Linked DNA regions of Homo sapiens: region 1 is linked to region 2. Evidence: chromatin loops called from intact Hi-C (ENCODE). Cell type or tissue: A673. All regions are shown on one strand. Each heading gives the region's core, and the rest is flanking DNA. Links, peaks and the distances in the headings are about the cores only.

The links. Hi-C counts contacts between places; a loop is a spot of excess contacts. Peaks named below come from ENCODE experiments on the same cell type or tissue, not always from the same donor. Only the 100,000 strongest peaks of a DNase experiment are listed, where the experiment ranks them.
Region 1: it touches region 2 in a loop (2.1-fold over the local background); 6 of 110 quality-filtered maps call a loop at or near these places.

Annotation. Positions count from the first base shown.
Region 1 is chr11:82,726,278-82,742,358 of GRCh38, forward strand. FAM181B (family with sequence similarity 181 member B) reads right to left here and starts at 7,587. Exons shown (of 1, transcript NM_175885.4): 1 at 3,663-7,587. The coding sequence starts at 7,452. The coding sequence ends at 6,172. In A673, for the core only: no CTCF peak of the experiment used is centred there; a DNase peak (open chromatin) is centred at 7,594; H3K4me3 peaks cover 1,428 bases; H3K27me3 peaks cover 5,800 bases.
Region 2 is chr11:83,242,354-83,258,434 of GRCh38, forward strand. It overlaps ANKRD42 (ankyrin repeat domain 42), which reads left to right. Exons shown (of 11, transcript NM_001300975.2): 10 at 3,145-3,271; 11 at 5,590-6,618. The coding sequence ends at 5,851. Among named protein-coding and RNA genes, the nearest start is that of CCDC90B-AS1, 36 kb to the right of the region's middle. RefSeq lists a silencer at 15,554-15,848. In A673, for the core only: CTCF peaks have their summits at 7,859 (motif pointing left) and 8,060; a DNase peak (open chromatin) is centred at 7,838.

The DNA.
Region 1 (16,081 bases), core at 3,216-11,215, 520 kb before region 2:
GAGAGTGGTAAATGAGAAAAGAGAGGCCGGCTGAAGCCACATTTCTAAGCAAAGTCTTTACCCTAGAAGTAACAGGGAGCCATTGAAGGATTTTAAGCAAAGAAGTGAAGACACCAGAATTGCTTTTTAGAAATATTACCTCAGCGAGCAATGGGAAGAATGGTTGAGAGGATTGTGAGCCCAGAGACAAGGAGGTCATTAGGCAATCATGGTACTAGATTAGGTGAGGGGTAATGAAGGCCCAAACTAAGGAAGTGGCATTGTAAAGGAGTAGAGGAGACAGATGAGAGTTGCTTAGAACAGTGTCTTTCAAACTGCAGACCCAACCTATCAGTGAGCCATGAAATCAGCTTAATGAATAATAGCCAGGTTTTATTAACAAATGGAAAATAAACTATCAGTGTAACATATAGCTTCTTAGAAAGAATCTGGGCTCTGTAAAAAATTTTCAATTATATATGAAAACATAATTGAGTATTAATATAGATTATAATAATATTTCCACTATTCAATATGGGGATGTTTGTCTGAATATGGATTTATATAAACATGGTTATGAATATATTGACACATAATGTCCAGTGAAGTTTTTCTGAAGGTCATGGATAAAAGTATTTAAAACACACTGGCATAGAAGGTAATATGAAATAGGTCTTGGTAACTATTTGAACAGGATGGGACAGGCTAAAAGAGTATGGCGAGGTTGACTGTGGCTAGTCAGTTTGTGCATGTGTTCGATTTTGGGCACAAAGTTTGAGGAGTTTATGAGCCCCAAGAGACTCTATCTAGGAAAGAGGCAAGTAATGGGTCTGGGACAGAAGAAAGAAGCCAAAGTTGCAGGTATAGATTTGAGGGTCACTGAAACATTAAGAATAACTAATCCCTTGGGAAAAGACACTAACACCCAGAAAGAATGTATGGAGGGCAAAGAATACAGGACAGAAGTGAGGGAACCCTGGGTCACACCAATGTATAAGGTCACATCAGTGAGGAAGAAGGCATGGCCAGGAAGTTATGAGGAAAACCAAAAGCAAATGAGATATCAAAAACCCAAAGAGGAGAGTTTTAGGGAGACAGAGCCCAACTGTTTAAATGTGGCACAGAAGTCAAAAAAACTGAAGTCTGGCCGGGGGCGGTGGCTCACGCCTGTAATCCCAGCACTTTGGGATTACAGGCCGAGGCGGGTGGATCACAAGGTCAGGAGATCATAGCCATCCTGGCTTACACAGTGAAACCCCCTCTCTACTAAAAATACAAAAAAAGAAATTAGCCGGGCGTGGTGGCGGGCGCCTGTAGTCCCAGCTACTCGGGAGGCTGAGGCAGGAGAATGGCGTGAACCCAGGAGGCAGAGCTTGCAGTGAGTCGAGATCACACCACTGCACTCCAGCCTGGGCGACAGAGCGATACTCTGTCTCAAAACAACAACAACAACAACAAAAAACCCTGAAGTCTGAAGACCCCATGTTTGGTAATTGAAGCTTCCACGAGAGAAATTCCTGGGAAATGGTAGGGCAGAAATGGCATTTGCCTAGAACTAAGGGATTTCTTGTTATGTGGAACTTCAACGCTAAAACTGAAACAGTCTCAAGCAAACTGGAATGGTTGGTCACCCTAAGACTCAAAATAGTTAAGGTTTATGTAGCAGGTGAGGTAGAAGCAAAAAGTGTAGCTTCTTTTTCAGAGAGTTGACTCTTACGAAAAGATGACGGAGAAATATCTAGGGAGGGATACAGGGCTGAGAGAGCTTTTCACTTACTTATTCCTCTTTGTTCTTTCTTTTAAAAATCATGCTAAACGTTTATTTCTAGCATGAGAGAAAAAAGTGGGGAGCAAGGATGAGGCTGAAGATATGGCCAATAAGGAGAAGATGGAGCAACAGCTTGTCCTCATGAGGCAGGAGGGGCAGGATCCTGAACCATGAGGGCAAGAGAAGGTCCTGCTTGCTGAAGAGAGAAATTGTGTGGAAAAGTGGGGTGGGAAATGGAAGGGTGTCACAACACATGGTCTCCATCTTGTCAGGACCTGGGAGTGAGAGAAGGGATAGGGTGGAGGCTTGAATGGAGATGCGCAAAGGTTTGGGACATGAGGAGGATACAGGAAGACACTAAAACACATTCCAGGTACCAAGGAACACCCAGCTGAGATGGAGGATCATGACTATGAGGCATGCAAGCATAATTATTATTACCACGTTAGGATACCCAGCCTGTTCAAAGCCATACCAGCCTGTCCAAAGCCATACAACTACACGCATATTATAGCATATTTCTAGTCTTGAAAAATACCTACCATTGCACTTAAAAAGAATTCTTGGCCAAGCGTGGTGGCTCATGCCTGCAATCCCAGCACTTTGGGAGGCTGAGGCGGGCGGATCACTTGCAGTCAGGAGTTCAAGACCAGCCAGGCCAACATGGTGAACCCCGTCTCTACTAAAAATACAAAAATTAGCCAGGTGTGGCAGTGGGTACCTGTAATTCCAGCTACTCAGGAGGCTGAGGCAGGAGAATTGCTTGAACCTGGGAGGCGGAGGTTGCAGTGAGCCGAGATCACGCCACTGCACTCCAGCCTGGGTGACAAGAGTGAGACACTGTCTTAAAAAAAAAAAAGAATTCTCTATGGGCAGGGATGTGGCTAAGCAAGAGATTTTTTTTAAAAAAAAGATTCTAACAGCTTTCAGCAGAAACTGATATAACAGAGGAAACAATAATTTCAGTCCTTGGCAAAACAATTACTAATGGGCAGTACTTACTGTACTACAGTAAGCGGCATGGTCAGACACATTATGTGCCCAGACTGGAAGGCAAGGTGGGGAGGAATAGGGCTACATAGGGACCTGAGTAACAGGATGGATTGGAACCTTGACATAATGCCAAGCCTTGGTTGTCTGCTACTAAGTACTGCCCCCTTCCTCTTAGAGGATATTTATATATACCCTATGCCAAATCACAATAACGCTTTGTGATCGATCGTTATCCAATTTTTCCAATGCATAAACCATGCTTCAATTTGGTTAAGTTACTCGTTCACTGCAGGTAAATCAGCAGAGATGAGATGCACCTAAGTTGATTTAGCCCCTCCCCTTGGCCTTTCTTATTTGTCACCTATAACAATGAAGATAATAACACCGAAGCACAGGCCTCTGTAGGGAACAAAGGAAATAATGTATATGAAAGCACCAAACACCCCACAGACACTTTCTATATACATTTCTCTAGCATAGTGGTTCTCAACTGGCAGTAATTTTTCCTCCCAGGGAGACATGAGGTAATGGGGATATTTTTCTATTGTCACAACTAAGGCAGTGCTACTGGCTTCGAATGGGTAGAGGCCAGGGGTGCTGCTAAACACTCTACAATGCACAGGATAGCTCCCACAGCAAAGAATTATGACACCCAAAATGTCAATAGTGCTGAAGTTGAAAAAACCTGCTAGTACCATAATACAGGGAACTGGAAACCACACACATGTACAAAGCACAGGAGAGCCTGGCAAGTAACAGGCAGGTCTTGGTATTAGGACACTTGTATATTTGGATCTTGGATCCACCACTTGCTGTTGACAAGCTATTTATCTTACCTGAGCCTCAGTTTTCAAATAGGGATAATGACAGTACTGTATTAGTCTGTTCTCACACTGCTATAAAGATACTACCTGAGACTGGGTAATTTATAAATGAAAGAGGTTTAATTGACTCACAGTTCCACATGGCTGGGAGGCCTCATGAAACTTACAATCATGGCAGAAGGTGAAGCAGCAGGAAGGCACGTCTTACATGGTGGCAGGAGAGAGAGATAGCAAGGAAGTGCCACACTTTATAACCATCAGATCTCATGAGAACTCCCTCACTATCACAAGAACAGCATGGAGGAAACCACCCCCATGATCCAATCACCTTCCACTAGGACCTCCCTCGACATGTGGGGATTACAATTAGAGATGACATTTGGCTAGGGACACAGATCCAAACAGTATCAAGCACCTACATCATGGCAATATTAAGAGGCTCAGTGAGTTAGCTTAAATGCCTGGGATGCGGAAACAATGTTGATATTATTATTAATTAAACGTATAGCAAGCAAAACAGTAGGAGAGAGATAACCTGTTTTACTACACTAGGTAAGAAAGGAGAGGAGAATTAAGAAACATTACAATGACACTATAGTCTTAGTAACAGTCACAGGGTTATTAATGTTTTCCTACTGTGCAAGTGTATCCTGGATTGTATTCACAACAGTTTAGACAAATTAAATCGTTATTAAGTAATATTCTGTTAGCACAATGGAATTAATCACCTTTAACCACTTTGGAAGAAATCCAATAGACATTAGCTTTCTGGAGTTGCAAAAGTTCTTTTCATCATTAACAGTACTCGTTCTATTTCCTGTGGTGCTTTCTTAAGAAAGGCTTTATTCAGAAGAAAATGACTTACTGATAGCATTTAAAGTTGCATCTACCATTGGTTAATACTCATTTTTTCCAGAAATTCTTTTATGAAAATATCACAATACTTTTGATGTGTGCAAACATGAACCTGGATTTTTACACCTCTTGCGGTAACACTCGGTTTTCAACTAACTCACATCCAGATATTCCTGCAATCAATCCTGGGTGCCTTGAAGCCAAGCAGCTCTCCTTTGCAGCATCATCAGAAGGCAGCCTCTCACTCAGATGTTCTGGGCGTTGCTCTCTTCATGCCTTTCTCCCCGCAGTTCTACAGCACCAAGGGCTCCTCTTTTCCCTCCAGCTGCTCACTTCCCACCAGTCTTTCCTCCCCTGCCCCTTAACCAACCTATTGGTGCCATGTGTCCTCTCTGCCACATTCATGGCTGGTAAAAATATTTCTTTTTCCCCAAATCTCCCTCGGACAACAGATCATACTCCTCCCTGCAGAGCCCCTTCAGATTCCATTCATCAGACCTGCTATTCAGGGAACAGAAATTCCTTTGGAAACTTCACACCTTTCTTTATGCCCTTCCGTGGGGAGAGTGTGGGTATAAGGACTGAGGAAACAAAGGGAGGCAGAAACCAACAGAGGTGGAAGGGGAGCTGTGGAAGGAGAGAAGGAGGGATGGTAAAGAGGATGTACAGCTTGTAAGGGAAAGGGCAATCACCAGGCAAGTAGATAGCCCCCCGCCAAAAAAGGCATGGGACTCACAACTCTGTTTCCGTGTGTAGAAACCATTTATATATACACAGCAGAACCAATCAAGCACTGCCACAGCCTCAAGACATTTTACTTATTTCCCTCTGAGCTACCCAACCAGTTGTGAAGTGAGTAGAAGAACATTACCGTCTTCACCCTCTCAGATCACGAAAATTGATACAAAGAGGTTACAGTTTGCCCACCCTCTCCCTCCCAAAGTGGCTGGAAAATGGGGAAAAGACAGGAGAGAAATGGAACCCAGGTTTGCCAAATTTAAGTCTCCTACAAAAGAGATGTGCAAGAAAAGCCGGCCGAAAGAAATAGAATAATGAGAGGCCAGGCAAAGAAAGAAGGAAAGTAAGCACTGGGACTGTGATAAGGGTGGAGGGAGATGGAAGCAGGAAGCGGGCAGAAAAAAGAGTTAAACCGTGACAGAAGAGAACCCTACCCAAGGACAAGCACAGGAGGTCAGCAGTGGACCACCGGCCTCCTCCCTCAGCCACAGGCTCACCTAACAAAGCTAAGCGACCAGACGGAAAACCGTCCTGTAAGAAAACACCCAAATCAGTAAGTCTCACCTCCATTCTTTTCAATATAGGCTTTAATTCAAAATGCACTCAAGGAGAGGGAAGGGAGGGACTAGGACACTGTTTAGAAGGGGTAATTACACTAAATACACTGACCTTCGCTGAAAAATAGAAGGGACAGGTGGCTACAGAAGCCAGCTCTTACCCCTTTTGCCGTCCCCACCCCATACCCCAAACCATCTTGGTTTCTTGACTCCTCTGGTCCAGTAAGAACCTACAAACGTGTTTGTTTGTTTTTGTTTTAACACTTGAGGTTGTGATTAAACAATCCCCAACTCGTCTTCATCTCTTTTTTCTGAAGTTGCTTTTATTAATTGAATTTTTAAAAATCTGGTTTCATCTCCACGTGCATTTTCCCATCGTTCTTCAGATTTAGGAGAAACCCACGGAGGCGCGGCGCTCTCCACAGCCGTCTCTAATGAAGGGAAGCGTGCCTCGAAGTCAGTCCCGGTGCGCCCCCTCCTCCCCCGGCGCCCCTTCCCAAACCCCGTCGGATCTCCAAAGGCTGGAATAGGCGGTGCGGCTGTAGCCCGCGCTGTAATCGTAGGACACCTGATGGGGCGGCGGCGGCGGGGGCAGGGCGCAGTCTGGAAAGAAGGGGGCGAAAGAGGCCAAATGGCCCCGCCCGTCCTCCCCGCCGGGAGAATCCGCAGCGGCGGGGTACAGGGGGCTCAAGGGCTCGTTCAAGGTCAAGCCGCCGCGGGGGGCAGTCAGGGGGCTCTTTTTGGTCGGGGAGCAGCCCGGGACGCTCCAGGGCTCGGGGTACAGTAGGTTTCCCACCACTGCCGGCGGCGGCTCAAAGAGGCCGGGCTCCAGCTCCGGGGGTCCCCGCAGTACGGAGGCTCCGGCGGGGAACACGTCGAGAGGCTCGGCGGCAAGCAAGACTGCCGCCTCCGTGCCGGCGCCGTAGTCGGGCCCCAGCAGCTCAAAGAACTCCACGGCCTCCGCGCCCTTCTCCAGGTCGCCCAAGCTCACGTCCGGCCCCGACGGGCCACACCCGCCGCCGCCTGCCCGGGACGGCTCCGTGAAGAAGGACGGAGGCAGATTGCGTGCCCGCAGCGGGACCTTCCTGGCCCCTGGGATCGCCGTGGCCCCCGCGGGGCCTGCCACGTCCCCTCCCGCGCCCCCAGTGCCCGCACCTCCTAGCCCGGCCGCCGGCGCAGCCACCTCACCCCCCGCCGGCTCGGCACCCCCGGGGACGTGGCGCAGCGAGTCGAAGAGCGCGGCCAGACTTCGGCTTTGCAAGCTGGCGGCCGCGGCGGCCTGCGACGCCTCCCGCCGGGGGGCAGCCTTGCCGTGGGCCGGGGCCGCGACTGTCGGGGCGCTAGGGGCGGCCAGCGGCCGTTTGGCTGGCGTGTCGGCGGCGCTCGGGGAGGGCGGGCCGGGGGGCGCGGCGCCCATGAGGCCGCTGCAGCGCTTGATCTGCTTCTGCAGGTACTTGCGGTGGTTCACCTTCCGCTTCGACTTGCCCGGCTTGTCCAGCGCCAGCTTGATGTTGCTGGACGCCGAGTCAATGAAGCTGAGTAGATCGCGGGTGGCCTCGCGCACGTCCCCTCCTTCGGCTCCCGACAGCAGCGCACCCGCCGGAGCCCCGGTCTCATCGTCCTCGAAACAGCAGCCCTTGTCCAGGGCTCCGAAGGCGCCCCCTAGCCCGTCCGGGGAGCCCCCGAAGCCGAAGGGCACGAAAGGGTGCGTGCTGAGGAGCGCCGCCTGCACCGCCATCGCCGCGGCTCCCGGGCTGTCCGCAGCGCTGCCCGTGCGCCCCCGCCAGCTCCTGCCCGCCGCCCAGACCCAGCTCCCGCCCCGGCGCGGCGCGCGCGGCGCAGCCTACTAGTTCCGGGCCTGGCTCGCTGCGCTGCCTCCCGGGGGAGCTCATTAGGTCTTGTAAGCAAGGGGCGGAGGGAGGGAGCGCGCGGCGACCGTCCCGGTGGTAGAGGGGAGGGGCTTACTTAGCCTGGCTTGGAGGAGTGGGGGGTCGCTTTAGTTTTCTGAGCTTTCTGAAGCTCAACGCCTTAACTCCTTCGTTTCCCTTTGCCCCGTGGTGTTTCTCTTGACTCCTCTAACCGCAAGGGGTGAGGAAGAGATGGCTGGTCTCAAACTCCAGTTCAGGCCCATGAGGCCGCTGCAGCGCTTGATAGGCTTCTGCAGGTACTTGCGGTGGTGCCTCTCCTGAGGCAAGAAGGCAGGAGTCTAGAGACGTGGGTTTCAGTCCAGCTGTATAACAACACCCACCAGCTTCTGGGCGCTTGCTTCTGCCAGGCGCTGTCCATCTATTATCTCATTTAATCCTTGAACAACAGCCCTGTGAATTACATGTTATCGCCATTCAACAAACGTGGACACTGCACCTCAGGGAGGTTCAGTGAGTTGGCCAAAGTCAGATCTAGCCCATTCTGACTCCAAAGCCATTCCTAAGCCCTTGACAATACTTGCGTCCTCTCTTGCCCTTGCCTTTCTCATCTATTAAGATGGGGAAGGAAAATGAGTATTTCTTAAAGCTCTAGACCTGATCCTAAGATTCTAACCTGAGTTTTCCCAGGATTCTCAAGCCCAGTGCTCTTTCTTCTTGACTGTTTGCCACTTGATTGTTACGAGTAACAATTGGCTAACAGTAAATTGAGGCCAGCAGTGGCCCATCTTTTATTAACACATAGCAGGAGGCAATGGAGAAAGGAGTCGATCTGGCTAAGCCCCCTGTTACTTGAGAACACTGTGTGTGTATAAAACTCTCAGCATGTTAGAATAAAAGATGGATTGGAACCTCTCCCCTACCTGTCATACCATTTAGGTTATCCCTGGAATTTTCATTGCATTTCAGGGATCATCATGAAGTTCACTTAAAACTAATTTCACCTGGGCAATCCTCTTTGGGATAGATAGAGAAAATGAGCAATAAGGTCATTTTCACAAGAGATTCAGAAGAGGCTTGGGTTCTGGTCTTAGCCACCACTCAATAACCTCATGACTTAGGTTGAAATCCTTGCTCTGCTGAGTGCATGGCTTTAGACAAACCAGCGTACTCTCTCTGTTTAGCTTACTCATGTTAAATGCAGGTAAAGTTGCCCTCCCCACAGGGCACTTGTGATATTTAAATGATACATTGTTCCATAGCCTGGATGAGTATTCACCCTTACTTCTCTGAAACACAAAAAGGTGACTATATCCCTTACGTGTCTTCTGGATCATAGGGTGTTCATGAGCATTAAGTGAGATCATAGATGCTTCTCAATTTGTGATAGAGCAACAACATCCTGATAAACACATTGTAAGTTGAAAATATTGTAGGTTAAAATGCATGTAATACACTGATTCAAGTTGGAAAATCATAAAGTTGAACCATCATAAGTTGGGGACTGTCTCTATATGAAAACACTGTGTGTGTGATAAAGTGTTCTCTAAATAAGTTACTCTAGTTTCGATACAGAGCTTGCATAGGAGAGACATAGACCATCTCTTTCAAAACTCTTTTTATTAAGCCTCACTTTGTAGATGTAGCGAAACCATTTTTGAACACCATGAAGGCACAGCCTTACCAAAGAAAAAAGGCCAGATGGGCCATCAGAGAAATACAAATCAAAACCGCAATGAGATACCATCTCACACCAGTTAGAATGACGATCATTAAAAAGTCAGGAAACAACAGGTGCTGGAGAGCATGTGGAGAAATAGGAACACTTTTATACTGTTGGTGGGACTGTAAACTAGTTCAACCATTGTGGAAGACAGTGTGGCGATTCCTCAAGGATCTAGAACTAGAAATACCATTTGAACCAGCCATCCCATTACTGGGTATATACCCAAAGTATTATAAATCTTGCTGCTATAAAGACACGTGCACACGTATGTTTATTGTGGCACATAGCAAAGACTATTATTCACATAGCAAAGACTTGGGACCAACCCAAATGTCTATCAGTGATACACTGGATTAAGAAAATGTGGCACATATACACCATAGAATACTATGCAGCCATAAAAAAGGATGACTTCATGTCTTTTGTAGGGACATGGATGAAGCTGGAAACCATCATTCTGAGCAAACTATCGCAAGGACAGAAAACCAAACACTGCACAGGTGGGAAATGAACAATGAGAACACTTGGACACAGGGTGGGGAACATCACACACCGGGGCCTGTCGTGGGGTGGGGGGATGGGGGAGGGATAGCGTCAGGAGATATACCTAATGTAAATGACAAGTTAATGGGTGCAGCACACCAACATGGCACATGTATACATACGTAACAAACCTGCACATTGTGCACATGTACCCTAGAACTTAAAGTATAATAAAAAAGAAAGAAAGAAAAAAGGCCAGATGAACATTTTTCATTTAGAAGATGAAGTAGCCACTTCCCAAACCCACATAGCTGAGCCAAACTTTTTATTTTAAATTCAAATTGGCTCAATTATCATGGACTTTTCATTTGAGTTACACACAGCATTTTGTCCTCCATGGCCGAACTGTCTGTTTTACTCTTGGTGGTATTCACATTCAGAAAATTGTGCAGACCTGTCACTGATTTGTGCTTCTTCCACTCCAGATGTGGATGTCAGCACTGCCCATCCCCTTTCCAACAGGGCCATTCCATAGGCTTCCAGGTCTGGCAGCCAAAAGCACTAACTTTTTTTTTTTTTCACCTTCTGTCAACTGAGCACTCTTACAAGTCCTTGGACACCAATTGCACAGTACTCTACATTTAATCGACATCTTATTCCGAAAAAACTCTTAATCCCCAGGGTTATCTAAATCCTAAAATCATATTCAAAATAAATGGAATATGAAAAGCTTCATATGTAAAAGTCTTTCTTCATTTCTATTGGAGTTCTGCACATCAAAGTTGATTTGAAGTTAGATGAGGCCAGGTTCAAATTCTGGCCCTGCCTATTGCTATTGAACTGCTTGGACAAGTCAGTTCATATTCCAAAGGCTCAAACTCCTTATCTGAAAAAAGGGAATGGTCATAATTGTTCTCAGGGTGAGAATTACATGACATAACAGGCAAGTAATGCCTCTGAATCTTACTTTTCTCACCTGCACAGTGGAGATAATCTCAACTCCTCAAGGTTGTTGTGAGATGGTATATATAAAAGCACCTCACACAAAATAGCAGTTCAACAAATGTCCATGTTCTTGATTCCTTAGGCCCCACCCATTCCTTACCAACACATTACCCTATGAAACCAGCATCATTTGTCCTTTCCCTCAGCAAAGTGAGTGACTATTTTCAAATGCAAGAGAGTAGCTATACTTGGGGGTTGTAGAAACTTACAAAAAGACAATGAAATACAGGAGAGAGAGTGCTAAAACTGGAGCCGGAGACTGACACTGGAGTCCAGTCCTGCCTTTATTATCTGACTGCCTATGGAAAAGTCACTTAACCTTCAGGACCTCGATGTTCCCATCCATAAATGGGGAATAATAACATAATCCTATTTGATAGGGCTATTGTGAAAATCAATAAGATAATGGAAATTGAAGTTTTTGTAAACCATGGAGCTGAAATTCATGGCTTAGAAGTTCTATAGCCTGATTCACAAAATTGATCCTTACAAATAAATATCCATCCAGTCACTGATTTTTTCCAACAGAAAGATATTGACACCCACAATGTGCTCAGCGCTATGCTAGTACTGGGGATACAGAGATAAGAAGCCATGATTTCTACCCTTTGGGTGGAAAGACAAATATGCAAACAAGCCATTGTAATATAATGTGATACATGTCCAATGGAAGTAAAAGGACCCTCAAGTCTGCCCACAGGAGTTGGAGAAGGCTGCATAGACATGCAGCATTTGAGCTAAGACTTAAATGATATATCTGACTGTGTAAAGCAAACACACAATATCTGTGGCAGAGAGAACAGCCTGGGCAGAGGCATGGCTAAATGAAAGCAGTGGTGTTTATGGGAAAATGTAGGCAATAGGGCAACAAAGAACAGCTTCTGCTTGAAGTAATTCTATACCTGAGACCAAAATAAATCCTTAGAGCTTCCACTGTCCAACTAAATTGTACATATAGACCCAGCCTCAAGGCCTTGGCTGCTTTTTCCCTTGATCTCCTTTCCTTTGAGGAAGAGCTCTATCTGGAATGAAATTGGTTTCAGTAAAGTTAGTAGCCAGCTCTAGCCAAGCCCATCAGTCCCTCCTCCTACTCCCTGAGTGAGCACATTCATTTGAGTGGCTTTGACATCAATACATTTCACTTCCTATGGAGCAGAGGGACCCGGCTCCAGCCTGCAGTAGGGGCTCTCTGCAGAACTCCAAACTAGAGCTCTTTCACCCCAGTGACGCTTAATGCTGTGCAAGTGGGATTAGTCTCCTTGGGAACCAAGTCCCCCAGGGGCTCAAGGGCTGAACTCGCCCCAAACCGTTTGGGAGAATTGAGATTTCATATTGTTCTTTTACACTTGGATTTCAGGACATTACTTAGACAAAAGCCCACCTGAGAGCTGCCTCCTTTCTTGTGGGTAAATATAGCAGCAGGATCAAAAGCTGACTTATTTATTTTGTTTTCGTCTTTTGTAACTTTAATCATATTCCCTGCAGGACAATCTTAGCCCTCAGAGATGTCAGGAATGTACATTCATAATGAAAGAAATAATTATGCATCTGTTTTTCTCTCCCTTCCCAAACCAATTTCCTGTCATTCATTATTTTTTAAATCTCGAATAAAGCAAATTAATTCCTGAATTTTACCACATGACTTATAAAGTATCATTATCATCATCACAATAGAGTGTTACCTTACAAATTGTGCACCCTCACAAATGTCTCTTGTTTTCTTTCTTATCGTTTTCCCCTGCAAACCAGATTCTACTAACACTAGATTTTAATTTATGTCTTAAAATATTAGATGTTATTCTGGTTATCTATAGTTATATAACAAATTACTCCAAAACTTAGTGGCTTAAATCAACAACCATTTTATTACATCTCACAATAATATGGGTAAGAAATTTGAGGAAGAGCTGGCTAGGTGATCCTCCTGGTTCATGTGACGTTGACAATGGCTGGCCTGGAGGATTCAACATGGCATCATTCACATGACTGCACCTGCACCTACACATACTGGCCTCTCCAGTATGTTGGTCTAAGAGTACTCAGACTTCTTATGTGGAGCTTCAGGAATACTGGAGGCAGCGCTGCAAGAGGCCCATGTGGCACCTGCCAGGCTTCTTATGACCTAGCCCAAGAATTCCCAGAATGTCACTTTCACAACTTCCTATCGGTCAGGCAAGTCATTAAGGCCAGCTCAGATTCAAAGGAAGGGAAATTAGAATTTACCCCTTAATGGAAGAAAAGACAAAGAATTTGTTTGGTATGTCTCTTAAATCTCTTTTAATATATAACCACATACACTTACTGTTTTGTTTTCTTTGTGATTTGTTTGTTGAAGAAACTGCATCTTTATCTTGTCAACTTTCCCACATTCTGTACTTGGTTGGTTGCATCTGTCTCTACGATGCCACCTAACATGTTTCTATGGTCCATGTGTTTCCTGTAAATGAGAAATAGTTGTAGAGGCTTGATCAGATTCATATTCTTTTTTATGCTGTTTTATATATGTGCTACAATATGTGCAATAGTTTTGGAATAACAATGCCAATATTCTTACAAACAACACAACTACTACAAACAGTTTAATTCCTTTTTCTTTGTCATTCACATTTTTTGTCTTCAAAACCTATCCCAATAGGGATGAACAGTCCAGTTACTATGTTTCAAATTCACTTTAAAAACCTGTCTCTGGTTGGCCAGGCATGGTGGCTCACGCCTGTAATCCCAGCACTTTGGGAGGCCGAGGGGGGTAGATCATGAGGTCAGGAGTTCGAGACCTGCCTGGCCAACATAGTGAAACCCTGTCTCTACTAAAAATACAAAAAATTAGCTGGGAGTGGCGGCGCACGCCTATAGTCCCAGCTACTTGGGAGGCTGAGGCAGGAGAATCGCTTGAACTCGGGAGGCAGAGGCTGCAGTGAGCCGAGATCGTGCCACTGCACTCCAGCCTGGGCAGCAGAGCAAGACTCCATCAAAAAATAAAAAACAAAACTATCTCTTGTTATGCCACCCCCTCAATGCACAATCAGATTCACTTGTTTTACTTTGCTTTGTATGAAAATAGCTTTATAAATCTTTAATTTTGTTTTATAATTTTTCTACAGTTTACATGGTTTCAAAGTCAAAACTGTGTCACAAGATATATTCAGGAAGGGCTAACCTCTATCATAGTTACCTCCACAATTTTCTCCTCACCTCCTAGAGTTAATCATTGTTGTTTTGTTTTGTTTGGGTTCAGGCCTATAATTCATTAACTCAGTCATATTTTCATTATACAAACTTTCCTCTAACTTGTTCTTTTCACTTAACGATATATCTTCCTTCCTTTTTTTTTTTTTACAGTGTGTAGTATTCCATTGAATGGATCTACTATAGTTTATTCAACTAGTCCTGTTTTGATTAACTTACTTGGAGGTTTTACAGACCTTTTATATTATAGATAGTGCTACAATGAATAATTTCAATGTAAAATCAAGATTTACTAACTCCTAGTCTGTTGCTCCTTTTATACTATTGGTGTAGTTCTGAAAATAAGGCATATACTAATTTATATTTTATTTGTCCTTTCATTTACTTAATAAACATTTATTAAGTACAGATTATGTGTCAGGAAGTGGTAATAATTTTGGGGGAACACAGAGATGCATAAAGTCAGTTCCTATCCTCAAGAAATTCATAATCTTACAGACAATGCAGACTCATCTTCAATAGAATGCAAAGCCTTAAAAAATAAGGTGTGAATGAATCATTGTGGGTTCAACAGAAAGAGAAATTCACTCAGATCAAGGAAATTGGGAAGGAGACATGGATAATGTGACATTTGAATTCAACTCTCAGGAAGAGAAGAATTTCCCAAAGTATATAACATAAATAAGACATATAGGCCACATGGAGGCTTAGAAATGATATATGTCCTTAGGATTTTTAAAAATTTCTTACAAAGAGAATCATTTCATATATTACTTATTTATATCTATCACATGTTTAGTCAAAAATGTTAATTTTTCAAAGAATATGGATGGCATTTTCAGTAATTAATAAGTACTTCTGTGTTTGTGTTTGTGTTTATGTTTATAGGAAAATAGTGGGAGACAATGCTAACTGGGCTAGAACTATTAAAGATACTGAATGCCAAGCCACAAATGTATAATCAACATTAAACTCTAAAGTATGTCTCTGCCTTTCTGTATCTCTTGAGAGATATTGGGTTTGGTTTATGCCAAAGGAAAATAAGATCTGGAGAGAAAATATCTGGGTTTAAGTTTCAGATCTACTGTTTAAAGTGAATCTTATTTATTTATTTATTTTATTCTGCTTTATTTCAGAAGGAATTTTAGGCCACTTATAAGGGTACATAAAATGCAATAAGATAACACAAATTAAAAGCAGGATGACAACCTAATGCTCAAATATTGTTTCCTAATACCATTCTCCAATAAAAAAGAGCTAGAGCTCCTAGGATAACTGGTTGATTCTGGACTGGGGCAGGGAATATACAAGATGATCCTGAAACATCTAATAGTTCAAGGAAGCAAGGAAGTGCTCAAATCAGAAAACAATGAGGGTATGTCAAAGTGATACAGGAGCCAACTAAAAGAACTCCTTAATGACCGAAACTAGGACAATTTGAGCCACAGAATAAATAATGGGCTACAGAATTATAAGCCAAAGATAAAATAAATAAATGTGTCCATACTAATACAGACAAATGATGGAATAAATACATGAGAGAAAATAGAACATCTCCCATGCAAAAAAATTTCAAGTAACTTAGATACTCTGCTCTTAAGAGGGTGAATCATACCTCCCCACTCCTTAAATGTGATCTGTGCATGATGACTTCCTTCCAAAGAGTACATTATAAAATGAGAGAAAAGAATGACTTTGCAGTAGAGAAATCTGAGAAGCACCATTCAGCCAGGTGATCAAGATTAATAGCAATAGCGATGTTATGTTGATAATATCCTTAATAGTATATGATGAAAGTGAAATTTTATTTCTCTGGCCTTTCCGAAAACCTATTACTCCCATCTAATCATAAGAACATCAGACAAATTCCAATGGAGAGGCATTCTACAAAATACCTGACCAATCCTCCTCAACACTACTAAGGTCATCAAAAACATGGAAAGTCTGAGAAACTCTCACAGCCAAGAGGAGCCTAAGACATGATGACTAAATGTAATGTGGTATCCTGAACGGGATCCTGGAGCAGAAAAAGGATGTTAGGTGAGACTAAGAAAATCCGAATGAAGTATTAAGTTGGTGCAAAAGAGATGTTCAACATTAAC
Region 2 (16,081 bases), core at 3,400-11,399:
TAGGGGGCTATCGCTATAGTTCAGGAGAGAGTTGTTTATGGCTTGGACTGGAGTGGAGATGATGGGGATAATGAGAAGTGGTGAGATTTGGTGTATTTAGAAGAGAGAAAGATGATAGGATTTGCTGATAGATGTGGCTATGAGGTGTTAGAAAAAGAGGGTAATCAAGGATGACAGATTTCTGGCCTGGGGAATTCGGTGAATGGTAGTTAAGTTTTTTTTTTTTTTTTTTAGATGGAGTCTCACTCCGTCGCCAGGCTGGAGTGCAGTGGCACGATCTTGGCTCACTGCAACCTCCGCCTCCTGGGTTCAGGCAGTTCTTCTGCCTCAGCCTCCCGAGTAGTGGTGACTACAGGCACGTGCCACCACAGCCAGCTAATGTTTGAATTTTTAGTAGAGATGGGTTTCACCATGTTGATCAGGCTGGTCTTGAACTCCTGACCTTGTGATCCACCCGTCTTGGCCTCCCGAAGTGCTGGGATTACAGGCGTGAGCCACTGTGCCCGGCCGCACCACGTTTTCTTTATCCGGTCTTCTGTTGATGGGCATTTAGGTTGATTCCATGTTTTTGCTGTGTGAATAGTGCTGCGATGAACATGTGTGCATGTGTCTTTATAGTTTGAATATAGTGTGAATATAGTATGAATATAGTGTGATATATATTCCTTTCTGTTTTGAGTTCTTTGAGAAATCGCCAAACTGCTTTCCACAATGGTTGAACTACTTTACACTCCCACCAGCAGTGTATGAATGTTCTTTTCTCCACAACCTCCCCAGCATCTGTTGTTTTTTGACTTTTTAATAATAGCCATTCTGACTGATGTGAGATGGCATTTCATTGTGGTTTTGATTTGCATTTCTCTAATGATTCCTGATGTTGAGCATTTTTTCATATGCTTGTTGTCCATGTGTATGTCTTCTTTTGAAAAGCATTTCTTCTCTGTGAGGATTAAAATGTGTAAGGTACTTAGTGTAGTGTCTCGACATCACAGACACTGCATAAATACGTGATTTTTATTGTTTTCATTGGAAATTTCCTCTTTTGTTGAATTGAAATCTTTCTTCCTGGAGCTAATTCCAATTAATCTTAGTTCTTACCTCTGAGGACCCCATAGAACAGGCTTTACGAAACACAGACTTTCAAATATTAATGAAATTATTATATAAGCTAAATACTCACTGCTCTTTCAGTCTTTTCTGACATTTTTTATCTTAATCCCCTCTATCTTCTTACTAGTGGTTATGGTGGTTCCCAAACCTGTCTGCCCTTGAGAATTGTCTGAGGAGACATTTTTATGTATGTATGTATTTATTTATTTATTTATTTTGAGACGGAGTCTTGCTCTTGCCCAGGCTGGAGTGCAGTGGCGCAATCTCGGCTCACTGCAAGCTCCGCCTCCCGGGTTCACGCCATTCTCCTCCCTCAGCCTCCTGAGTAGCTGGGACTACAGGCACTCGCCACCACGCCTGGCTAATTTTGTTTTGTATTTTTAGTAGAGACGGGGTTTCACCATGTTAGCCAGGATGGTCTCTATCTCCTGACCTCGTGATCTGCCTGCCTCGGCCTCGCAAAGTGCTGGGATTACAGGCGTGAACCACCTCGCCTGGCTGCCCTTTTTTTTTTTTTTTTTTTTTTTTTTTTTATTGAGACAAAGTCTCACTCTGTTGCCCAGGCTGGAATGCAGTGGCACGACCTCGGCTCACTGCATCCTTCATCTCCTGGGCTCAAGTGGTACTCCTGCCTCAGCCTCCCGAGTAGCTGGATTACAGGCATGTGCCACCACATCCAGCTAATTTTTGTATTTTTAGTAGAGATGGGGTTTCACCATGTTGGCCATACTGGTCTTGAACTCCCAACCTCAAGTGATCCGCCCGCATTGGCCTCCCAAAGTGCTGGGGTTATAGGCGTGAGCCACTGCTCCTGGCCGAGAACCTTTTATTAAGTACATATTCTTGAACTTATAGGTCTGGAATGGGGCTCAAGCACATACATTTTTAAAAAGCATCCCATTTGATTCAGGTATATGCAGTTTAGAACCTGCAGCTCTAACCTGTTGATAGATAAATCATTGGTGTTAGGAACAAGAGGCTGTGATTTGCTAAGCTGGTCCTGTAAAGCAGTTTCTCAACTTCTGTACTCTTGACATTTTGGGCCAGATAATTATTTTGTTGAGGCAAGCTTTTCTGTGTGCACTGTGAGATGTTTAGTAGCATCCTGAGCCTTCACTTACTAGATGCCAGTAGCACCTCCCTGTTCCACACTCTCAAGCTGTGACAAGCAAAACTTATTCAGAGGTTGCCAAATGACCCTTGGCAGAGAACCACTGCCATAAAGGATGGAGAATTCATAGTTCTAATAGTTGGAGAATAGTTCAAAATATCTCTCAATGTACTTCCTTCTCTTACTATTCTCTTGCATAGGTACTACAAGTGACCAATCACAAAATTTGTGGCTGGTACTTTAAAATCAAGTATATTTCAGTTTTTCTAATTTTCTGTTACATAGTAGATTGCACGTGGTCCTGTAATCCACCATTAGTCCTAAAACACTGCTAGTCTTTTTTTTTTTGAGACGGAGTCTTGCTCTGTTGTCCAGGCTGGAGTGCAGTGATGTGGTCTCGGCTCACTGCAGTCTCTGCCTCCCGGGTTCAAGTGATTTTCCTGCCTCAGCCTCATGAGTAGCTGGGATTACAGGCACGTGCCACCACACCGGCTAATTTTTGTATTTTTAGTAGAGACGGGGTTTCACCATGTTGGCCAGGCTGGTCTCGAACTCCTGACCTCAGGTGATCCACCCGCCTCGGCCTCCCAAAGTGCTGGGATTAAGGCGTGAACCGCCATGCCTGGTCAATACTGCTAGTCTTTTAAAACCTTCTTGTTCATAGCGTTAATAGTCATAACAACCTGATACATGCTCCAGTAGCAGGGAAAGAATCCTCCATTTAGGTATTCCATTGCGTGCTCATTTTAGTATTCTGTTACTGATATTTATCCTTCTTTGTATATACCAACCTTCCTCCACCCCCCTCTCCAAACCATACAGACACTAGTCTAGAGGAAGAATATGCTCAAGAATACCAGCACCCAGTGGACACATGAGCTGTTATATGTCTAACTAGGTTCCTACTCAACTCTGTCTTGCAGTGAGAGCTTACAAGAAAATTGTAGAATTGAGACACCTCCTGGAAATTGCCGAGAGCAACTATAAACACTTGGGAGGCATAACAGAAGAAGATTTAAAGCAGAAGAAAGAACAGCTTGAGTCTGAAAAGTAATGTCCTTAAAACTTTAATGATTTGTTTTTAAATACCTCTCTAAATGCCATGTGAGGGTTTGTTGATCAGCAACTTTTACTTTCATCTTGCCAAAGGGTGTTAGGTTCCATCCTGTTTTTCTCCTAAGCCCTTAGATGACAAAGGAGTTAAAATTTTTAAATAATTGTGATAAAATACACATAAAATTTACCATCTTAACCATTTTTTAAGTATACGGTTCAGTAGTGTTAAGTACATTCCCATCGTTGTGCAACCAATCTCCAGAACTCTCATCTTGCAAAACTGACATTCTAACATAGTCTCTGAACATTTTCATCAGGCTACACTGCCCATTCATAAATCTGAGACTAGGTCTTGTGTTCACTGATTATAGTACCCAACAGAGAATGCTCTTGCATCTAGAGGCAGTGAGCAAGTGCATGGTTGTCTCTGCCTTTCACTTCCTGTACCCTAAATTGGCTCTCTGGACAATGGGTACCTCTCTAATAGCAGTTGGCTCTCTATATCTGTGGGCTCCACATCATGGATGCAACCAAACTTGGATAGATAATAATCAGGAAAAAGAAATAGGATGGTTGTGTCTGTGTTGAACATTTGTAGACTTTTTTCCTTTGTTATTATTCCATAAATAATATGCTACAACAACTTATTGTATACTACTATAATAAGTAATCTAGAGATGATTCAAATTATACAGGAGAATGCATATAGATTATATGCAGATACGTATGTACTATACCATTTTAATGTAAGGGACTTAGCATCCGTGGGTTTTGGTGTCTGGAGCTTCCTGGAACCAGTTCCTCTTTGATACTGAGAGACTACTGTAGTTAATAGCTGCTGGGATAGAGGATGCCTCGAGCTTCTTTCATCCTACTGTCTCTCTGCTTGTCTGTCTATCTGCTTTCCAGAATGGACAGGGAGCAGAGAGAGACAGGAGAGGGAACTTTGGATTTAATCAAACATGGGTCCAGAAAGAGAACCACACATGGATTCCCTTCTTTGTCCTCTGCTTTTCCTGCCTTTTCCTTTGGTCGTGTCTTGTTCCGTCACACTCTTAGAACTGCCTGTTTCCCTTTCCTCCACCTGTTTCCAAATCTAGTTCTGAAAGAGGTCTGCTAACTGTATTCAGAGTAACATCTAAATCTTTGATAAGGATTAATGTGGTTAAGCTGACATTTGGCTCTAGTTTAAAAGAAAGAAAATAAAAAATAATATAAGGATTAATGTGTCATTCTTCCATGGATGGATACTTGGGAATTTAAACAGATGGCAAAACATTAGGCCAAAATACTCTTTTTTCTGTTTTTTTCCCTGCTACCCTATTAACTGAAACTACCTCTTGATGTGATTTTAGACACCAGGAAGCTGTGGCAGACTGATTTTTTTGTTTTTGTTTTAAATCAGGAGCTTTCTTGGTATCTCACAAATCATATCATATAGGTGGCTGTCCACTGCCTCTATACTGTTTGAAGTGTTTTGAGATGTAGATTTTTTTTTTTTTAGTGTTAGCCTTGGTCTAAGAGCCTAGCTGAAAGTTCTTAGATTCCTTGTAGTCTAGAAAAGTACCTCATGGTGGAAAAATTATTTCCTACTAATGACTTTTTTTTTTGTATTTTTAGTAGAGATAGGGTTACACCGTGTTGGCCAGGCTGGCCTCAAATTCCTGGCCTCAAGTGATCCACCTGCCTCCGCCTCCCAAAGTGCTGGGGTTACAGACGTGAGCCACCGCGCCTGGCCTCCCTTTTATTCTTTAAATGATTCTATCACATTGGCTTCTGTTTTTCTTGTACTTCATCAGGCATCCTTCTACTTTAGGGCCTTTGCACTTGTTCCTTTTGTCTGGAATGCTTTTCCTCTAATGTCTACAGGGTTATCTCTCTTATTTCCTTCAGGGCTTGGCTTAGAAGCCCCCTTCTCAATAAAGCCTTCCCTAGCCACTGTGTATGAAATGTTAAGCCCCTCTTCCACAACATTTTATACTACTCTTTCCTGCTTTATTTTTGTTTTCTCCTTTAGCACTTATTACCTTCCAACATACCATATATTTTACTTATTTATTTTCCTTGTTGTCTGCATATCTCTATTACTAAAGTAAGGTCCAGGAAGGCAGATTTTGGGCCTTTTGTTCACCACTGTATCCCCAATACCTAGGTCAGTGCTCATTCTTAGTAGACCCTTAATACATATTTGTTGAATAAATGATTTCTTTGTTTTATTTGCCTTAAATACAATGTATGAATGCTTTCCACTACTAAAAGTAATTATTAGTTGACATTGATGATTGATTTTTAAAAAATTTTGTTTTTGATAGGACCATCAAAGAACTGCAGGGCCAGCTGGAGTATGAACGACTACGTAGAGAAAAATTAGAATGTCAGCTTGATGAATATCGAGCAGAAGTTGATCAACTCAGGGAAACACTGGAAAAAATTCAAGTCCCAAACTTTGTGGCTATGGTTGGTGTCCTTTTTAATACATTTATTTTTCTCAAGAAGTATATACAAGAGTGGCCAAGAGTACAAGCTTTGGGCTGGGGCTCTTTGGACTTGAATCCTGGCTATAGTCTTTTTTGATTTGGGCTACTCATTTAACCTTTTTGTGCCTCAACTATAAACTGGAGATGATAACTTATACTTTCTAGAGCTGATGACAGGATTAAAGGAATACACACACACACACACACACACACACACACACACACACACTCTATATGTAACTATAACTTTCTAGATACATACACACATCTGTCTATCTATCTTCAAACAGCAGCCTAGTTCATAAGTATTATTGTTAACATTGTACCATAGAAGGAGAAAATGTTTTCATAAGTAATCAATCAGAATTCTAAGACAGCTAGAGGATATGTATATTTTAATATTCTAAATAACCAAAATAAAGTGCTTTGAATGGAATCCATATTTTCTTTCCATAGGGAAGTTTCTTCATCAATCATCATGGATGAATTAATTCTGTTTGAGGCTTGTGTCACCTCAAATCTGATCTATTAATATTATAGAATCTTCCTGGCTTCTTTTTATTTTGCACAAACTAGTCATTGGTCTCTTTAATAACCACTTTAAAAATATTAAAATAATAAAACATGTTTGTTGTATAGTGTTAAAAACAAGATAGATGTTCCTTCTGACACTAAGTTCCACTCTCCAGAGGAAGCTATTGTTAACAATTTAGTACATACCATATTAGACAAAATTCTATTTATCTGCAAACATGTATGTGTATTTCTATGCATATGCAAATATAACCACTTCCTCAGTTTCTCTGGGTTTTGGTGTCTCACCAGTGGTTGATTTTCCAAGAAATATAATTAACTATAATAATTAATCTATTCTCTTCATTTTGCAACCCTCTTCTTGTACGATCTTTAGCACATGGGGAAAATTTAGTATCAGAGAGGCCAGCTGTACAGTCATGTGTTGGTTAGAGGGCTAGAGGACACAGCACCATTTATAACTCACTGCTTCCAATCAAATCTGTTACCCCTCCACCTTGTGGCAGGGACTCTGTGACTCCCAGTCTCCTCAAAAGTAGAAAGGTAAGTTGTAAGTTGTTGTTCTTCGTTTTTTCTTTTTTTGGACAGGGTGTTGCTCTTGTCACCCATACTTCAATGCAGTGGTGCCATCATAGGGCACTGTAGCCTCGAACTCCCTAGGTTCAAGTGATCCTCTTGCCTCAGCCTCCCAAGTAGCTGGGACTGTAGGCATGCACCAACACACCTGGCCAATTAGTTTTTTTGTTTGTTTGTTTGTTTGTTTTGTAAGGACGGGATCTTGCTTTGTTGCCAAGGCTAAGTTGTTGTTCTTCAGCTGCCTAGGTGGGACAATCTTTTGGGGTGGTCACGCAAGCTGCACATTTTCTTTTGAGCCATTCCAAACTGTCTACTTTAGGAATGTTTCTGTCTTTTAGCTATTTAGAAATTCTCTTTGCTTACTCAGAAGCATCTGTTCTCAGGTTGGATCTGGTTTCATACTTCACAGTTTTGCTTCCCTAAAACTTCACTCTACCAACAATGTGTAGGCTTTCAGGAGAGCTGTCTCAAGGTCCCTGTGCTCAGAGTTCATTTTTTTTTGCATTCTTGCTTTAGGTTATACCTAATTTTTGTAAATAAGCAAATGTCACTGAGCTTTCATGGCAGCTGCAACTCTGGCACTGCTTATTTTCACTTGCAAAAGCTTGAATCTCAATTTCCTCATCTTTAAAATGAGGAATAATAATACCTACCTCATGGAATTGTATTGATGTTAAATGGAATATTGTGTAGAAATCCTGAATTTGGTTTCTAGCACGCAGAGGTATTCACTATATAGTAGTAGTCATTGTATTATTTACTCCCTTTCTTTTTTTCCATTTTCTATATTACAGATGAGTTGACATGGTCAGTGGATAAATAAATGTGTAGAGCCACATGCAGCTAAGGATAGGAAGAATTTATCTGGGAGTCTAATTATATGTAATGTATAAGTAAAATGAACTTTTCGTTCAGGATTATAAATACGGAATCCTCAAGAAGCTCTGACTAAGTCTTTCTCCTGCCACCTTCTGGTCAGGACCTATGATTGCATACTACTGTACCTTAAGATCCTCGGCCCCCAACATAATCTGCAATAGTATAATTTTTACTGAGAAAAAAAATTATTCGAATAGTTTCCTAGGATAGTTTGACATATATAAAGCACTTAAATGGTTTTTTGATAACAGCTGTTTTTATAGCACTTTCTCAGATATTATCTCATTTTAGTCTGCATCAACCCTATGAGGAGGTAGAATGATATATATATTTTTGATCCCATGTTATAAATGAGAGGGCAGAGGCTCAGAGAAGTTGAGAGTCTTGTTAGAGCATACAGCTAGTGTAAGGCAGGAGCAAACTCAGAATCTCTGTCTCCACATTATATTTTTCTAATACTTCTGTGGAAATGACTATCAAATCCATACTTAAGTACTGTGTCCCCACTAGGGATCCCCACCTGTATTTCCCACTGCTCGTCAACTGGACATTTCCACCCGAAATTCCTGGTGGTGCTTGAATTAAAAAAAAATGTCCAGAACCAAGCTCAATATCAAGACCAGATTCTCTCCCCTATCTCTGCATTTAAATTAATGGCATCACTATTTTCTCAACTACCCAGTCTTGGACTCTTAATGATTAGCCATGTTTTCTCCTTTAGATCATACAAAAAGCGAGTCCATCCTGTAGGTAGGAACATGTTCTCTACTTTCACTGCTTCCCTAGTTTAGGTTTCTATATCTTTCTATCTGAACTACTGTGATAGAATTTTGGTATTTACTCCTTCCCTATCCAAATCCATTTGACTCACAGTGGTCAGCTTGATTTTCTTGTCACTCCTTGGATTGAAAATCTTCCTTACCTGAATAAGTACTGATTCTTCAGTTTGACATTCAGCCTTAACCTACCTCACCAACTTTATTTTTGTCTGTTCTCCTATATATATATTAATAGCTTATTTTTTCTTAAGCTACCCTATGCTTTCCCATCATTAAGCCTTTGTTCAATTTGTCCATATACCTTGAAAACTGCCTGTTGACTCTGTAAAATCCCCTAGGAGCCATCTCATTTATCACCCCTTTCCTAGTCTCCCTGGTCACACGTGATCTCTCCTTCTATCAAGCACCTTGTACTGGTCTGAGGGCTTCTCGTCATCTGTATCACAGCATGATTGGGCACTTACTTTACCCGCAGTACTGAAAATCTAAGTTTTATAAGATCACTTAACTTATGTTAATAACATCATCTTAGTCATCATTAACAACAGGTTTTGAGTATGTTGGGCTTAGTGTTAAGACTTTATATTCAGCAGATACCATCTTCATTTTATAAATGAAGAAATCAACTCTCAGATAAAATAAACAATTTATAAAGTTACAAAGCTTGTTAGATGGCTAGCCATGATTTCAACCTGTCTAGCCCCAAGTCTATGCTTTTAACACCACTTGTTACTGCTATTATAAACCCCTCACATTCCCTCTTTCTGTGCTTTTAAGAACATTTATTTTGAAAATTTTTCTTTGAAAACTTTTGATGATAGCTTTTTAATTTTAGTAAATTAATTTAGTAAATTAATTTTAGGGTTAATTTACTTATGAAAACTTAAAAATTGGTAAGAATTTTGTTAAAATGTTACACTATAAGTTCAAACATATATTTCAAGATATGTCTTAAATTGGAAGTTGAGATGATAAAATATAACGTAGGATATCTTCATGACCTTGGGGTAGGAAAAAAATGTGTAGACTGGACTTCATTAAAATAAGACTTCAGTTCATCAAAGATTATATGAACAGACTTGAAAAGGCAAGCCAAAGTGTAGAAAAACATATTTCCTTTCTTTCTCTCTGCTTTTCTTTCTTCTCTCCTATCTGAAAAAGAAGTTGTATCTAGAATATATAAATCAACGTGAAAAAGACAGTCCAGTAAAAAAACTGGGCAAGACTTGTGTAGGCATTTCACAAAAGAAGATATCCAAGTGGCCAATAAACATGAAATTGTGCTCAAAATCACTGGTTATCAGAAATGTAAATTAAAACCCAAACAAGATACCAATATATACCCATCAGAATGGCAAAAATTGAAACAGACGTTACCAAATGCTGGTGAGGATGTGGAACAACTGGAGATTTTATACACCAGTGGTGGCAGTGTAAATTGGCTACCACTTTGGAAAATTAATTCCTAGTGGAATTAGTACATGTTTCTTTGTGTACACAGATGGACACCAAAAATATATAATGTTCTTGTCAGCATTATTACATATATCTCTCAAACTAGAATCATCTAAAAATTCCCTCAACAGTAAGAATCAATACATTTTGCTATATTCATACAATGGAATATTATATAGCAATGAAAATGTGTGAATTGCTACTCTACACATCACCACGAATGAATTTCACAAACACTATGCTGACTAAAAGGAAACAATATGAAAGAACACATACCGTGTGATTACATGTAGTCCACAAATCAGTAAGATAAATCAAGTCAGTAGTGCCTAGGAAGGGGCAAATGGAGGCTTCTGGGATACTGGTAATGTCTAATCTCTTTATCTCAGTCATGGTCACAGGGGTGTGTTCACTTTGTAAAAATTCATCAAGCTGTACCTTTTTTTTTCTTTGTGCTCTTTGGTATATATATTGTACTTAAAACATTAAATTTAAACTAATATTTTAAGTATAATATATATTTAGATATATACTTAATACATATACTTAAATATAATGTAATAGCTTTGGCAGAGCTGTCTGTCCAGAGAGAGAGTTATGTAGCACTGAACTCATAGCTTCTGTCTCCAGAACCAGTATTATTCAGGAAGTCCTTGATCTACAGCTTTGGGCCATGTTTGCTAATCAAGAGTGACTGACCGGGAACCGGTAATATTCCATGGTTACCTTCCATGTTTCACTTAACCTTATTTTCTACCTACAAAGGTCTGGAACAAGGTTGAACTTTGATGTGGTCTCTGCTGGGCTTCTCTCTGACCTATGACATCCTAGCTTATGTACCTAGAGTGGCCCATGGAGCAATATGAGGACTTCAGTGAGTTTATCCATGTTCAACTCTTAGCTTGGGGAAGTTCTAAAAGTTTGTGATTTCCCTTTCTTTCTCTTTGTTTATACCCTACTTTTTTGGGGGAGAAGGGTTAGTTTTGACACTGTTAAGAAGAGTCTGTACTGGTAAGCAAGAAGGTGGAATTCTCTTATAGTTTCATATGCTGTCTAGAATTTCTCAGAGTGCATAGGCTTTTTGAAAAATAAGAATTCCATATATCCCAGCAGTAATTTGTAGATCCATAAACTCTTTCAACAGTTTTATATGTAGAATTTTAATCTGTTCGACAAACCTGTTCTTTCAGGGCAAAAAAATACATACATTTTCCCCACAAGGATTTTTGTCTAATTTTGTTGTAGTAATAGACTGCATTTACATTTAGAATTGCTTTTGGTGCCTAAGCATTATGATTCATGTATTTAGTATCTTAATATACAGTTCTATTGAGTTTAGGAGAAAACATGTATTGGGGAGAAATATATTTCTTGGCTATGATGTAAGATAAAGAAACGAGTAATCTTGGTGAAAAATGTTCTCCAAATGCAGAAACTTTTAGAATTGGGAGATTTGGAACCTTCAGTGAACACTTATGGAAGGCCTGTTGAATGCCAAGCACATATTTTCTTTTGAAGTTGTATTTTAAGACTTGGTTTGATAGAACAAGTTACATATTTGGTGTTAGGAGGGACTTTGGAAAATTTGGAATCCTCTTCTAATACATAAAAGGTAAAGAAAAATAAGTATTGCTGTCTTTGGAAGTCTTTAATTAATTTTTTTGAGACACTATCTCACTCTGTGCCCAGGCTGGCATTCAGGGTCATGATCTTGGCTCACTGCAACCTCCAGTTCCCAGGCTCAAGCAATCCTCCAGCCTCAGCCTCGTGAGTAGCTGGGACTACAGGCATGAGCCACCATGCCCAGCTAAATTTTTTTGTATTTTTTTGTAGAGAGAGGGGATTGTTGTCCAGGTTGGTCTCAAACTCCTGAGCTCAAAGTGATCTGCCCACCACAGCCTCCTAAAGTGCTGGGATTACAGATGTGAGCCACCATACCCTGCCTGTTTCTGGAAGTCATAACTCTATTAAAGCACTAGGAAATTGGCTACATCTGACAAGTAGCCACCTCTTCCCCCTAAATTTTCTATATTCTTTTTCTAGTTCCATCTAGTTGGATTAGGTTAAACTCCTGCCCCACCTGAGTGTTTTTCTTTTTTCTTTTCTTTTTTTTTTTTTTGAGACAGGGTCTTGCTCTGTAGCACAAGCTGGAGTGCAGTGGCGCAGTCTTGGCTCACTGCAGCCTCTGTCTCCTGGGTTCAAGCGATTCTCCTGCCTCAGCCTCCTGAGTAGCTGGGATTACAAGTGTGCAGGACAAGCCCAGCTAATTTTTGTATTTTTAGCGGAGATAGGGTTGGCCAGGCTAGTCTTGAACTCCTGACCTCAAGTGATCTGCCTGCCTTGGCCTCCCAAAGTGCTGGGATTATAGGCGTGAGCCACCGCACCTGGCCTCATCTTTAAAATACTGGTAATGCTACTTACTACACTTGATTTTGTATGTATAGTATGAAGAACAGTTGTATCATATGCTAAGTCCCAATCAAAGGTTTGTTATTTTTCTTCAGACTAGCCGCTAAACTTTTTTTCAAGAGACCATCTGTATTACCCTATGCCCACAAACACCTGGCCACTGTAAGAGAAAGCTAGAAGTTTATCCTACTCTCAAGTTTGCAGCTGAGGGATATGGGAGGGACCAGATGCATGGTTGTTTTTCCAGGCGGTGTTGGATAATGGCAGCTTACTTACGTGTTCACACACTATTGAGTTAAACTAACTGGACTCATTAGAAAAGGTGTGGGCAGGAACACCTTGGAGAACTAACTCCAGCCATGGGCTCTCCCCAGGGATATGCACCTTTTGCTGTTCTTGGAGCCTCTGTGTTCGGAGCTGGCTTGCCTAACTAGATGCAGAGCATGTTTGATTAGAAGAATTACTCAAAGATGATTAATATCTAGTGACCATCCATTGTGTTTCTAGCCCTGCTTGCTCCTTCCCATGGTATTTATTGATTTTTCTGTGCTGGGTCTTAAGAATACCAAGATGGATAAGAAATATTTAGAAACAGTGAGACCAGGAGACCAGGCAAAGTGCAAAATGAGACTAGAGCAGTAGAGGGATGCAGTACAAAAACAAAAGAGGGAAGCGGGGAAGCTAGGGAATGATTCGCAGCACTATGGGACTGGCAAAAGAATCCAGAAGATGACATACTAACACTTGCAGTTACCAATATGTTGTTAAATATTAGTGTCTGGGGATCTGTTAGGTAGAGATAAAACTTAATGAGATAAGACGGAAAATTGGCTATATCTGACAAGTAGCCACTTCTTACCCACTAAATTTTCTATATTCTTTCTCTAGTTCTTAAGGTGCCTCCTAGTGATATGATTCAGCACAATATAATGCACTGTTACTTCACATTTGGGAATTTATTCACATAAAATCCTAAAAGAAATTTAATCAGAGTTGAAAATACTAGCATGGTTAATTTTTTTTTCTTTTGAACAGGCAATGTAGAAAGACGAAAATGTGTGCTAGCATGAAAATTGTATTTGACCCTCTTTTCCTTTGCTTATAGGAAGACAGCGCTTCTTGTGAGTCAAACAAAGAGAAGAGGCGAGTAAAAAAAAAGGTTTCTTCTGGAGGGGTGTTTGTGAGAAGGTACTAATCAGTGAAATAACTAAATTGACCTGCTAGATTTTTCTCTTTCATTAAAAAAATTGATATAAATGTGAGTCTATACAAACTATCTCAGAATTACTCTGATATGCTTCTGTTCCAATTCTGATGGCAGAAATGTTATATTAAAGAGATTTAGAGATTTTTTAAATGACACGGACTCAGTTGTGCACCTTCTCCCGATATTCTTCTTATATATCTCTACACAGGCAAGTCAAGAGATTTATGAGTAATTAATTTTACAAGTATTCACATAAGCTTTAAAATATTAGCTGGTATAGTAATCAAAAGAAATCTAGTTCTAGATATTAAAAATTATTAAAAATTCAATTATGGTTCCACAATAGAATTATATTTCTTTCACTTTCTAGAGAGTACCTTTCACTTCTAGTGTGGATATGTTTAAAAAAATTTTTTTTCAAATGGCGTAACTGCAAGCTTTTTAAGAATATAGAGAAGAGGCAGATTGGACAGGATAAGAAACACTTGGCTTTATTTTTTCCTCTTTTTCTCCTTGATCTTAAAGATTAGTAGTGCTTGGCCAACTAAAAAACAACTATGGCTTTTCAGTTCAGTTCTGACTTCAATTCCCTCTTTTTTCCTACCCCCCTCTCTTTTCTCTTCTCTTCCCTCCATGAGCTAGCAAAGATTTATAACTCTTGGGTCCAGCTGTGTAGCTCTTGTCTCCCCCTGAAGATCTGTCACTGGTTTTGGGCTTCCCTGGCAGCAGCCATCTCACCATTCCATAGACTGCCCACCCTTTGGACCCTTGCATATACTTCATGTGGACGCTAAAGTCATTTTGACATGGTATCATCAGAACTAGTTTGCTGTGACAAGAGTGCATTTGATTGCTGAAACCAGTTCAGCAGGTTAAGGGTCTGTAAACAAGTGTTAAAAAATGAACTTTGGCTTCCAAGGTTAATCCCAGCTCTGCATTGTTGTGTAATCCTAGGCACAACTACTTAATCTCTTTATATAAAATATACCTACCTCATATGGCTGTCATTGGGAGAATTAAGAGGTAGTAGAGGACTTGGAACAGATCTTATACAAAGTGCCCAATAAATGTTGACAACTGTTATTACTATAGATTGAAAGCCACAGAAGAACTAAAAATAGTGAATATAAGGGTTATTAAAAGGATAGGTGAGTCATTTTTTAACACTTGCTTACGGACCCTTAGCCAGCTGAACTGGTTTCAGCAATCAAATGCACTCTTGTCAGGGCAAACTAGTTCTGATACTAGGTCAAAATGGCTTTAGTGTCCATGTGAGATAGATGCAAGGGTCCAGAGGGTGGGAAGTCTGGGGTATGGTGAGAGGGCTCCTGCCAGGGAAGCCCAAAACCAGCGACAGATCTTCAGGGGGAGACAGGAGCCACAGAGCTGGCTCCAAGAGAGTCATAATTCTTTGCTAGCTGGAGGGAAAGGAAGAGAAAATAGAGGCAAGTAGGAAAAAAGAGGGAATTGAAGTCAGAACTGAACTGAAAGCCATAGTTGTTTTTTGGTCAGCAAAGCACATTTATTGGGCACTTTGTGTGAGATTTGTGCCAAGCCCTTAACTATCTCTTAATTCTCACAAGAGCCATATAAAGTAGGTATATTTTATAGAGAAAGTAGTTGTGCCGAGGATTATATAATGCTGATCTGGGATTCCAACCTTGGCAGCAAAAGTCTGCATTCTCTTAACCATTACTGGGATTTCAAAACCATTTATCTTCCCTTCTGGGACTACAGACAGCCTTACTTTTCCCCTCTAACTTGATGCTAAAGTTAATCCCAACCCTGGAAATAGTTTGTTGTACTTGCTCCAGTTTTCTCTAATTTCTTCCTGTACCAGTGAGGTAGAAAACACCAGAATAGTGTTGTAATAAAAGCATACACACCCTGTGGCAGAGGTTCCCTGGTTGTCCTCCAAAATCCATTCTCCCTTCTTCTGTAGTGGGAAGGATTTATGTGGTCTGTGGCCGCGCAGGATAAGAACTAACTTCCCAGCTTGCCTTTGCAGCCAAGAGACCAAGTTGTGTTCAGAAGGATGTGAGCAAAAATGTTACGTAAAACCTTAGGGTCATGGCTATAATGCCACCTCTTGCTCTTTTCTTCTTCTGGAATGTGGATGTGGTGGTGAGTCAGCCACTGGACCTTGTGAATGAGGGCAACACCAGGATGGCAGAGCAGTAAAATAAGGAGCAAGGGCCCTGACACCATGGAGCTGACATATTAGCCCTAGAATGCTTACATTGGACTGTAAGAGAGAAATAAACCTAATCTTATTTAAGCCACTGCTATTCTGGATCTTGTTACAGCAGCTAAATTAAAATTATAATACAATTCCCAAATTGTGTATATTTATTCATAAATCATATACCTATATTATTGACACATTTAGGTTAATGAAACAAAAAAAAAAGGTTATTAAAGAGATTTAAGTTATTTTGTTCCTATGACTTAGTAGATTGTCCATCTCATGAGAAAGAGTACTCAGGTT